Regions from separate parts of the Homo sapiens genome. Here all the other regions are linked to region 3. The links are chromatin loops, found by intact Hi-C in ENCODE. Cell type or tissue: PC-9. All regions are shown on one strand. Region 1 overlaps RAI14 (retinoic acid induced 14). Region 2 overlaps RAI14 (retinoic acid induced 14). Region 3 overlaps RAI14 (retinoic acid induced 14).

What was found. Peaks named below come from ENCODE experiments on the same cell type or tissue, not always from the same donor. Only the 100,000 strongest peaks of a DNase experiment are listed, where the experiment ranks them.
Region 1: a loop joins it to region 3, with 5 times the contacts of the local background. A loop is called at or near these places in 5 of 110 quality-filtered maps.
Region 2: it touches region 3 in a loop (2.5-fold over the local background); 3 of 110 quality-filtered maps call a loop at or near these places.

What each region holds. Positions count from the first base shown.
Region 1 is chr5:34,680,996-34,684,995 of GRCh38, forward strand. The region is part of intron 1 of RAI14 (retinoic acid induced 14); the gene reads left to right. Among named protein-coding and RNA genes, the nearest start is that of RAI14, 27 kb to the left of the region's middle. In PC-9, no CTCF peak of the experiment used is centred here; DNase peaks (open chromatin) are centred at 2,126 and 3,476; H3K4me3 peaks cover 482 bases; H3K27ac peaks cover 4,000 bases.
Region 2 is chr5:34,672,702-34,676,701 of GRCh38, forward strand. The region is part of intron 1 of RAI14 (retinoic acid induced 14); the gene reads left to right. Among named protein-coding and RNA genes, the nearest start is that of RAI14, 18 kb to the left of the region's middle. In PC-9, no CTCF peak of the experiment used is centred here; a DNase peak (open chromatin) is centred at 1,720; H3K27ac peaks cover 3,759 bases.
Region 3 is chr5:34,734,891-34,738,890 of GRCh38, forward strand. The region is part of intron 2 of RAI14 (retinoic acid induced 14); the gene reads left to right. Among named protein-coding and RNA genes, the nearest start is that of RAI14, 81 kb to the left of the region's middle. RefSeq lists enhancers at 811-1,311, 1,312-1,812, 1,819-2,358. In PC-9, no CTCF peak of the experiment used is centred here; DNase peaks (open chromatin) are centred at 1,235 and 1,991; H3K27ac peaks cover 2,097 bases.

The sequences.
Region 1 (4,000 bases), 54 kb before region 3:
CCCTGCTTCCCATTTTTATGTTCTTCCAGAAGCAGCAACATAACTCACAGCATAGCCCTTGTCTGAGAGGCAGAGATTGAAGCAGCTTCCACCCACTGGGAGGAGTTTGGATGGCGTGAGGTACTGTGTTGTTAAGGTACCTTCATTAGGAAGGTTGGTCTGGAGAGACCTTTGACAGAATGTATTTGTTTTGCTGGATTGAGAGAATTGAATGTTTATATAGCTTTGGTTAAAATTCCATTTTTGTTGCAGAGAGATTATTGTCTGAAGAAATACTCAAGCACTTGAGTGAGAAGAGGTAGATGCTGACAAGGAGAGAAGGAGTGTATTTTAGTTTCTTATGCTTGTTCAGAACTTGGTCTGTGGTATGGATTTTAAGTCTGATGTCCTTTTTAACTTGGAAGAAAATGTCCTGAAGTCTATTTAGGGGCACATGTTAGTTAGTGTTCTGGTTTGGCTGAGAATTCTGTAGATGTATTCCTATATTCCGTGATGGAATATTATTATTATTTTTTTCGAGATAGAGTCTCACTCTTTCATCCAGGCTGAAGTGCAGTAGCATGATCATGGCTCACTGTAGCCTTGAACTCCCAGGCTCAAGTGACCCTTCCACCTCAACCTCCTGAGTAGCTAGGACTACGGGCATGTGCCACCACCCCCGGCTAATTAAAAAAATTTTTTTTTGTAGAGACTGGGTCTCGCTCTGGTGCCCAGGCTGGTCTTGAATGCTTGGTCTCAAGCAGTCTTTCCACCTCAGCCTCCCAAAATGTTGGGATTACAGATGTGAGTTGCTGTGCCCGCCCTGCTGCATTTCTTTTTTCATCAGTCTAGAGGTTTCTAACCTGGAATTTTCTTTCTTTCTTTTTTTTTTTTTTTTGAGATGGAGTTTCGCTCTTGTTGCCCAGGCTGGAGTGCAGTGGCACGATCTTGGCTCACCGCAACCTCTGCCTCCTGGGCCCAAGCGATTCTCCTGCCTCAGCCTCGGCAGTATCTGGGATTACAGGCATGCGCCACCACGCCCGGCTAATTTTGTATTTTTGGTAGAGACAGGGTTTCACCATGTTGGTCAGGCTGGTCTTGAACTTCCGACCTCAAATGATCCACCCGCCTCGGCCTCCCAAAGTGCTGGGATTATGGGCATGAGCCACCGTACCTGGCTAACCTGGAATTTTCTTAATCCTAAAGAGTGGAGAATGTAATAGAGATTATTAAGCTTTTAAAAAAAAAACAGCTTTGTTGAGATATCATTCATATACCATTCACTTCACCTCCTGAAAGTGTACAAATGAATGGTTTTTAGTATGTTCACAGGTTGTGCAGCCATTACAGCAGTAAATCTTAGAACATTTTCATTACACCCAAAAGAAAACCCCATATCCATTGTAAGGGTTTTTTTTTTTAAATACTCAAAGAAGTTTAACTTTTTTGTTTGTGATAAAGCTGTACAGGCTAATATCAAGGTTTTAAAATTCAGGCTAGGATTGGGAGTTAAATTATTTTTTTAAAGGGAAAATGAACTGATAATAAACAATGTTACATCCAGTCTTTCAAATGAGATGGAAACAAGCATGTACATCTCTGCTTTGCTCCATCCTCATTTATCAACGTAACATCCATTCTGTGATGAGTGGTGGCCAGTGATGATTGGTGGCCAGTGATGGATGCCATATTTCAGGGACTTATTTTGAATTAAATGGGTAATAAACTGACTAATATTTCTGCTCAGTGGGTAGGTGTGCTTTATTCTGTTTGAAATGGGAGAACTTAGTTCAGAGAACTTTTTCCATAGATGCATGATCCTTTTTGGTACATACTCGAATTAGGCTGTTGTGCAGCTAATTCAGCTTTGCTGTATTTCTTTTGAAGTAAGCATCCTGATTTAATGGCTTTTCCAAGGACTGCCTTTAGTGTGGCCTTGCTAACCTGATAGATGTCACTTTACTCAACATAGGTTGTAGCTCAGCCTGGGCTTTAGAAGTTTGGGATTGAAAATGAGACTGTAAGATCCCAGTTGGCCCAAGGAAGGCGAGTCCGTTTACTCATGATTCATCTTGAGGAAGAAGAGATGCTGAGACAGCTGGCACCTGGCGTTATTCCAGGGGCCACATTACTTTCCGCCAGCCATGGCTTCCAGGTGTTAGATCCTTTCATGAATACCAGGAAAGCAGTGATCTATTAATAACTTTACCCCAGCTACAGTTCATGCTTCTAGAGTTACCATTGTGTGGATTTCCAGAACTTCTTTTCCTTTGACACTTATCTTTATCATTGTGGAATTATGCCCATGGGCCACCCAGCTCTCACACACCCAAAGCCACGGACTCTAGGAAGACACTCAGTTTGGCGGTTAATCCCTTCCCTTGGGAACTTTTGGAATTATCACTTTATTTATCTAATCCTCTTCAAATAAGAGTTTGTATACTTTTCACTGCATGCTTAAAAAAAAAAAAGAAAAGCCAAAGACAAATACACAGAAAAACTAACACAACACCCACGAAACCCCCATGACCTCAAACAAAAATCTTACCCACTGTTGCCTAAGACTTTGTGCTCTCTGAATATGTGAACGAAGGAATGCTTTGAGTGGCTCTGCTGTGGGGAACTGCACAGTTTTGGGTTATCCAATATATGGCCTTCTTTTCTCCCTTTCCTGCTGGACTGATTTGTCCTGTTTCCTTAGTTATTAGTACTTCCACAAGAAGGGGGAAGGAATTAAATTTGAAGGGCGATTCCCACCTTTTTTTTTTTTTGAGATGGAGTCTCACTCTGTCGCCCAGGGTGGAGTGCAGTGGCGCGATATCGGCTCACTGCAAGCTCCGCCTCCCGGGTTCACGCCATTCTCCTGCCTTAGCCTCCCGAGTGGCTGGGACTACAGGCGCCCGCCATCACGCCCGGCTAATTTTTTGTATTTTTAGCAGAGACGGGGTTTCACCGTGTTAGCCAGGATGATCTCGATTTCCTGACCTTGTGTTCCGCCGGCCTCGGCCTCCCAAAGTGCTGGGATTACAGGCGTGAGCCACCGTGCCCGGCCGGCGATTTCCACTTTCTAGCAACAGTTGGCGTAGAAACCCTGGCCCAGCCAGCGACAGTTAGCCAGCGACAGTTGGGGAATATCTGTTTATCGTTATTTCTACTTTGATTCCTCAAAAGGTGATTCTGTTTTGACGTGAAAAAAACAACCCAACTTTGGTTTATGAACCAGCCCAACTCTGACAAGTGTGTTCCTGTTCCGCCTACATCAGTTCTAGGTTCTCTAACTTCAGTGTGCAGAAGATTCAACCAAGGAAGTTCCTGGGCTCTACCCCTTGAGATTCAGTTTTAATAGGACAGGGGCTAAAAGATTGCATTTAGTCCCCAGGTCCTTCTGATGTGGATTAACTAGGGGCTGACTTTGAGAAACACTGCCCTGGAATGTGCACTTGCTATTCAGGTACCAGCCCAGCCTTTTCTGTGACTAAATGCTTGGCAGTTAACAATGTATAATTATGGTGTGTGTCGTTTCCAAGGCAACATGCATCTGTCACTCCCGCTGAGGCTGGGAAGATTGAAAGGGGCCATGGAGAGGCTGCAGTCACAATGAGGCCTCCAGATTCATGTCATCAAAGTGCTTCATGATGACTGGATTTTCACACCATTTATCCAAGGGCCCTAGTCAATGGCAGCAGCAAGAATGAAAGTAGACACATTGGAAGCTAGAGAGTCACTGGGTGACTTTTGGAGGTAGCAACAAGCTCATGAAGAAGGCATTCAGTGGCTTGCACTCCCCACCCATCCTCTCAAGTCAGTTTTGTTTAGAATAATTAGGATGTGGGGGAATGTGAGAGGACCTGGCAAGGCTTCTGAAAACAGTGGTTAACTGTGGTAAACGTGTGCCTGCTATTCCTCAGTTCTCCTCTGGGATGGTGCTGTTAAAGGTCACCTGTTCTCACTTGCAGTGGGCTTGACGTGACATTTATTTAGCACTTACTATGTGATGGAAACTTTCACATAGATTATCTTG
Region 2 (4,000 bases), 62 kb before region 3:
GGTGTCTTGTTTAGAATAAATTAGGGTGACAGTGTGTTTTCATATCATACCTTCACCACTATTCAAGGATTAACTGCTATTCATCATTAGGCATTGAGGTCTACTGGTCCAGCTGAGCCCCAGCACCCCTTCTCACCCCATACCCCAGGGAAACTTCCCCACCGTCTGTCCTTCTCACATTGTTTCTGCCTATCCTGAAGGTTTTGTTTTTCCTATTCCTCCTTAGCCTGTACTCAAGGGAAACAAGCTTCCTTGTTTCCCTCCTTTGTACTCCCTCAGTTCTGTGGAGTCAAGTCCCAGGAGAGCAGAGAAGATAGGGTCCAATGCTATTTCCAGACCCCAAGCACCATTTCCTCTTAGACCCAGCTGTTACAGTGGCTTTTTATTTCTTGAGGGTTTAAAAATCATTTAATGCTATTCACTTATAGTTAATTGTGATTGTTTTCATTGTTGGCCTGGTTTCTATAGGAGACCCAAAGAGCAGTACTTACTTTCAGAATGGAAATAGCCCAGAAGACTCACACTTGAATTGCCAGCAAGGTCTCCTTCAGTGACTGCACTGATGTTAGAGGAGGGTAATGAATGGAGGACTTATGAGGTGAGGCTGTGTGAGGGCAATGGGGCAGGACAGATCCACAAGCAGTGAATAGCCAAACAAGTGAATGATAAACATGCCCTCCTTAACCTGCAGATTCAAAGGGGACATTGTAGGTCATCCTATTATATATTTCACTTCTGTAGCTTCGTGAAGTAAATTTAGCTGCTGACTTCAGGAATGGGCTGAGCAGACCGAAATGCAACCTGCAATTGTGCTGTTGAAGATCTAGGCACCTCTTTTACTGTGGCATCTGAGTTGGGTCTCTGTCACTTGCAACCTAAGAGTACTGACAAATACTTTGGTGCCCGAGGGCAAGTGTCAGAGACCCAACTTGAAATAGCTTAGGCTAGAAGGGGCGTGCCTTGCCTTATGTGACCCCACATCCTGTGCCAAAAGAGTGTGGCTATAGCAGGGCCTCAGGGATCCCTGGAATCAGCACCCCTCAACCCCATTCCCACCCCTGCCTCTGTCCCCTCTCTCAAACCAGCTAGAACTGGGTCTTGGGCAGCTACCAGGCTCCTGGTTTCCCAATTCTCACCCAGAGAGGAAGGTCTACCTCCCCTCCCCCAACTCTAAAAACCCCAGAGTCTCTGAATAGCCCTGATGAGGAGACATTTCCACCTCTAGGGGAGTAGCTATTACCAGAATGACCTGGTTGGAGTGGGTGGGGAGGGTAGGAGGGAAGGCTGTGCCCTGTTGATCAGACCACTTATGGATCCACTACTGGAGTACCAGGCCACAGCGTTCTGCTCAAGGAAATGGGAGGCCTACCTTCATGTGAGCCAGCACCCCCTCTCTGTTGGACTGCAGACAAAAAAAAAATCCTTTTTTTGAATACACAGTGTTTGAGTAATGTCCAAATATGATAGTTGGGACAGCAGAAATAATTTCTGGACTTTCCTTCCACTCCCTTCTAGGGCATCAGAGTTCACAGAATCTATGTCATTAACATATTTATATATTCCTTATTCTGAAAAGTATTAAGACACTGGATGCCTGGGTAAGGAAAGAGATTCACAAGCCAAGTGACACCACTGCGATCATTGTAAATGACGTCTCCAACATTCCAGAATGTGAGAGTCCAAGTTTCCTTATTTCAAAACTGAGTCAAAGAACCAATGAATATGTAGTAAGCCAACTTCTGGCAATTCATTCTTTCTAGGTTAACAACAGGGATTAAATATAGCCATGAATAGAACCTGTTCTCTTACTCACTCTAAAGATATTTTTCATAACCAATTCCTTTGTATATGGGTCTCCCTTTTGCTTTTTGAATCGGATCTTTTGTTTTTTTTTTTTTTTTGAGGCAGAATCTCCTTCCGTTGCCCAGGCTGGAGTACAGTGGTGCGATCTCACCTGACTGCGACCTCCGCCTCCCAGATTCAAGCGATTCTCCTGCTTCAGCCTCCCGAGTAGTAGCTAGGATTACAGGCATCCGCTACCATGCCTGGCTAATTTTTGTATTTTTTAGTGGAGACGGGGTTTCGCCATGTTGACCAGGCTGGTCTTGAACTCCTGACTTCAGGTGATCCGCCCATCTCGGGCTTCCAAAGTGCTGGGATTACAGGCATGAGCCACCATGCTCAGACTTCATTGGATTTTTTTTTTTTTTTTTTGAGACTGAGTCTCGCTTTGTCACCAGGCCTGAGTCCAGTGGTGTGATCTCAGCTCACTGCAACCTCCACCTCCTGGGTTCAAGTGATTCTCCTGCCTCAGCTTCCCAAGTAGCTGGGACTACAGGCATGTACCACCACACCCAGCTAATTTTTGTATTTTTAGTAGAGATGGGGTTTCACCATGTTGGCCAGGATGGTCTCCATCTCTTGACCTTGTGATCCACCCACCCCTGCCTCCCAAAGTGCTGGGATTATAGGCGTGAGCCTCCCGTGCCCAGGCCACTGGATCTTTTTAAGAACAACTTCACTGAGTTAGAACTTACTTTCTGTAAAATTCACTAATTTTAGTATACAATTCAACAACTTTTAGTAAATTAACAGAATTTTACTGTCATCACCACCATCTAGTTTTAGAACATTTCCCTCACCCCAGAAAGATCCTTTATGGCATTTGCAATTACTTCCTGTTAGCGTTCCCAGCCCTGGACAACCACCAATCTACTTTTTGTCTTTATAAATTTACCTTTTCTGGATGTGTCTTAGAAATAGAATCCTGGCCAGGCGTGGTGGCTCATGCCTGTAATCCCAGCACTTTGGGAGGCACAGGCCGGAGGAACGTTTGAGGCCAGCAGTGCAAGACCAGCCTGGGCAACACAGAGACTCTGTTTCTACAAGAAATACAAAAATTAGTTGGGTGTGGTGATGCACACCTGTAGTCCCAGCTACTCAGGAGGCTGAGGTGGGAGGATCACTTGAGCCCAGGAGTTTGAGGCTGCAGAGAGCTATGATGGTGCCACTACACTCCAGCCTGGGCAACAGAGAAAGACTCTGTCTCTTAAAAAAAAGAAAAAAAAAAAGGAATGGAATCATATAATGTGTGGTCTTTTCTGTCTGACTTTCACTTAACAAAATGTGTTTGAGCTTCATCCATGCTTCACCATGGATCAGCTTGCTATTCCTTTTTATTGCTGGGTAGTATTCCATTATATGGAATTGCCACAGATTATTTACCTAGTTGACAAACATTTCTGTTTTACTTTTTCCACAATTACAAATGCTACTTCTATAAATATTCGGTCTTTGTGTGGACATATGTTTTCATTTCTCTCGTAGGTGGGAATAGCATTGCTGAGTCATGTGGTAAATGTACATTTAACTTTGTAAGAAATTGTCACACTGCATTTCACAATGACTATACCATTTTACATTTTCACCAATAATGTTTGAGGATTGGATCTCTATGTTTAAACTTGATGGGCCCTTTTGGGTTTCAAGATAGGTGAAACTTAAGGAATGGACTTTGGAGGAAGATGTGAAGGGGCTTACCCATACACGGTCACTTGGGGTCAGTTGCTGGGCACTCTGTGAGGTGGTTTTTCTCTTCAGAGGTGAACACGGTGGTGTGTTTAGACGGTGGTATTGTAATGAACATCAAAAGATAAGTAACACAGAACAGGACAAGCATTTTAGAGATCATCTTAAAAATAACCTCGATTTAAGGGATAATTGCATGGAGTTTCTTAGTCCTAGAGTGATTTTTATATTCCAGAGGTAGCTTGTTTTGATTAAGCCATGCTTTTTAAATTGAATGGAGTTAGGGCAGGAGGTAACCTTGGGACTTTTCTTTGGTAGGCTTATTGGAGCATGTGAGTCGTGGATTTGACAGACCAGAAAGTAGTGCTGCCAGAACCACAGCCAATTTTGTGTCAGTCAGTGCCGCTGGCTCTGGCTGATTCATAGACTAAGATCAATCCTGGTTGATGGCAGGTTTTATTCTCAAAGGAGA
Region 3 (4,000 bases):
CCTTATGATCCGCCTGCCTCAGCCTCCCAAAATGCTGGGATTACAGGTGTGAGCCACCACACCCAACCATCTCATTTATCCTTGAAGTCACACTATACTACACAGACATGAAGGTTGAAAGATGCTAGAGGTGGAGCTGCTTATAATGAAAACCTGGTGGCAACCTAGATGTTTAATATCGTTTAGCTTTAAAGAATGTTGATGCAGCTCTTTATTGATAGGAAGAAAGTTCAGCATATGTTACTTGGTGAGAAAACTGGGCTGTTGAGCAAAATATTTGCTATATGCATAGAAAAAATATGGACTGATAGAAAAAATGGGCAGGGTAATTCTTGAGTGATAGGACTGATAGTGGTTTCATTTTTATTTTTAAATTTTCTGTATCTTTGAAACTTGTTTACGGTGAATCTTGTTTATATATGCAAAAGTTTTGTAAAGAAATTATACTATCAAACTTAATGAAAAGCTAGAATATATACTTACACCAGGTCTTTAGCATTTTAGGTGTCCTATGTCCTTAATTACTGAAGATTTTTTTACATTTTTCATCATCTCTGAGTGTTAAAGTCTCTGTACGTAAAAGCTTTTAGTAAGTTTCACAATCTGGCTTATATTTCAACAACTGAATGCACTAAATATTACTTGGCATTTACAAATGCATGTGGTAATTTGGAAAAGTGCCTTTCTTACAACATAAATCTTCCAAGTAACTTTGAAAGTTGTTGTAGTCATCATCTTGAAAACTAGAAAATGTGAACACTCTAACTTGTATAAAGAAATTCCAAATGTTATTCATCTTATGGTCTATTTTGTAATTTGTTGGAATCATTGAAGTGCTTCAGGGAAATTAATTCGGCAGGGTTTATTTAAGTGCCTAGAGCTTGATAAATTAGAGTGGAGTTTTAGCATGCAGAGAAATGGTGCCGTCATAGGACTGCATCTTTTTGTCTGTACAATTCCAGTATCAGCCTATAAGCTCTGCGAGTTAGGAAACTTGGCTGTGGTTTTCCTGTGGTACTCATAGGACCTCACAGAGTGCAGAATACGTGATACAAGTGATCATGACAAAATAGTGAACTTTTACTCAGCAGTTAATATGTGCAAGGCACATACTATGGTTTTTATGCATTATCTCATTTAAACTTCACAGCAGGTCTCGATAGGTGGTTTTCAACCTTTTGGTAGGGGGCAGGGCTGGACTGTGCTTTGCAATGTATAAGAAAAATTCAGCTGGGCGCGGTGACTCACGCCTGTAATCCCAGCACTTTCGGAGGCCAAGGCGGGCGGATCACCTGAGGTCAGGAATTCGACACCAGGCTGGCCAACATGGCGAAGCCCCGTCTCTACTAAAACTACAAAAATTAGCTGGGCATGGTGGCGTGTGCCTGTAATCCCAGCTACTCAGGAGCTGAGGCAGGAGAATAGCTTGAACCCGGGTGGCGGAGGTTGCAGTGAGCCGAGATCGCTCCACCAGGCACTCCAGCCTGGGCAATGAGTGAGACTCCATCTCAAAATAAAAATCAAAATGGCAAGTGTTTTTTGTTTTTTTTTTAATTCCAAACTGCCCTAAATTTCCATAGTTATGGAAATGCTTTGTAAAGCCGTTCATTAAGTAGACTGATATTCAGGTTAAATTAGAGCATTTTCTTAAAAGTCTGTGTCAATTGTGGGTTAGCTTTTTTGTTTGTTTTTGACAGAGATGAGGTCTCACTGTGTTGCCCAGGCTGGTCTCAAATTCCTGAGCTCAAGGGATCCTCCTGCCTTAGCCTCCCAAAGTGCTAGGATTACAGGCATGAGCCATCATGCCCAGCCAGAATGTGGGTTTGAACAAATTGAGATAACAGTGAGAAAAAACACCAGAGTTCTTTAGGGTTACATCGACAACTTTCTTTGTAAGAATGATCTTTTCAATGTTTGCCATGTTTTACTTTGCTGTCTATAATGTGCAGAATTCCTGCTAGTGATTGAGTAATTCAGGAATCCCCAGTCCCTGGGCCACAGACTGGTATTTGTCTGTGGCCTGTTAGGAGCCAGGCTGCACAGCAGGAGGTGAGTGGTAGGCAAGCAGGCATTATCACCTGAGCTCTGCCTCCTGTCGGATGAGTGGCAACATTAAACTCTCATAGAAGAGCAAGTCCTACTGTGAACTGATCATGTGAGGGATCTAGGTTGAGTACTCCTTATCAGAATCTAATTGCTGATGATCTGAGGTGGAACAGTTTTCTCCCAAAACCATCTCCCCCGGCCCCTGGTCTATGGAAAAATTGTCTTCCATGAAACTGGTCTCTGGTGCCAAAATGGTTGGTACAGCCAGGATACTAAATAGAACAATTCAGAGGCCAGGTAAGCACACAGATACTCCTAATGTAGTGCAGGATGTGCTGAGGCTGAAGGTGCTGGCATTTATGCTGGGCTTGAAGGATTTTTGACAAGTTAAGGAAAGTAGTATTAGCGTAAAATTTTGAAGGAAGGTCTTGAGAACAGATTGGTTTTTAAAAATACTGTGGGTAATTATGGAGTTATTGGAATTACTACCTGTTACTCATTCCAAATAGATCACCACCTTTAGGAGAAAGTTCTTTAGATGTCTTGGCACGGTGGCTTACACCTGTAATCCCAGCACTCTGGGAGGCCAAGATGAGGATCGCTTGAGCTTAGGAGTTTGAGACCAGCCTGGGCAACACAGACCTCATCTCTACAAAAAAAAAAAATTTAAAAATTAGCTGGGCATGGTGGCTTGCACCTGTAGTCTCAACTACTCAGGAAACTGAGGTGGGAAGACAGCTTGAGCCTAGGAGGTTGAAGCTGCAGTGAGCTATGAGCCCACCACTGCACTCCAGCCTGGGTGACAGAGTGAGACCCTCTCTCAAAAACAAAAAACAAAACCAAAAAAAGCTTCAAAATTATCTGGATTCCTCAATCTGCTCTTTGCTGCTTCCAACACATTTTAAATTTGGCATATTTCTGATTTCAGATTGTTTTCTAGAGCAGTGTCATGGACATATTTTTTCCTGAATCTAATTGAAAGCACACATTAGAAAACCTGTCTGGTTTCTTAGAGTCATTCTGTTTTGCAGGAACAAATGTTCTCTGATTCCTCAAAGAACTTCTCTTCTTTTGGACTGCTAAAGCTTTTCTTAGGAACTGTGCCATTTCTGTCTGCTCATATTTATAGAGGGAGGGCTATGGAATTGAGGAATGAGATGGGGTCTATTAGAAGTTGTAAGATTTGTATTCAAATATTTTAGTCCAGGCCGACCACAGTGGCTCATGTCTGAACCCCAGCACTTGGGGAGGCTGAGGCAGGTGGATTGCTTGAGCTCAGGAGTTTGAGACCAGCCTGGGCAACACGGTGAGATCCCATCTCTAAAATTTAAAAAAACAAAAACAAAACCCCAAATATTTCTGTCCAAAATAAAAAAGCGGAAGGAAAAGCTGTAGTTATTGTTCTACAGTTTGCTATTTCTACACTTTGCTAATTCAGAATTCTGTCACCCAAGGAATATGTGCATTGGAGGTGACTGCCAGATGCTCTTTTCCTTGCCAGGAGCAGTGTGGAATTCATGGGAGCAGTGCCCTTTTCTTGCTGGGCACCTTGGCACTGGCTGCGCACACCTGTACTCTTGGCCTCCCTTGTTTGCTTGGTGTGCTGTTGGTGTGGTGCCTTTTGTGGTGACACCAAGTGGGAATCAGGTAGACTTGACATACCCTCACCATCACCCTTTATTCCTCTGAATTAGGAACTGTGAATGGGATTTTGTTGGGATCTCTTCCAGACATTTTCCTGGCAGACAAGAAGGCAGCTTGTTGACATCACTGGTCCAATTGGCCTTCCTTCAAATTTGTCCCCTCTGACTTAACACTCTAAGAGATATCCTGAAATTTCTAGCTTGAGGATACCATCTTACCACAGTTTCCTATGCAGATACAAGTTTTCCCTTAATTGTATATTCTGCAGTTTATTTTGATGGGACATCGATACATTGCTCAAGATATGGAT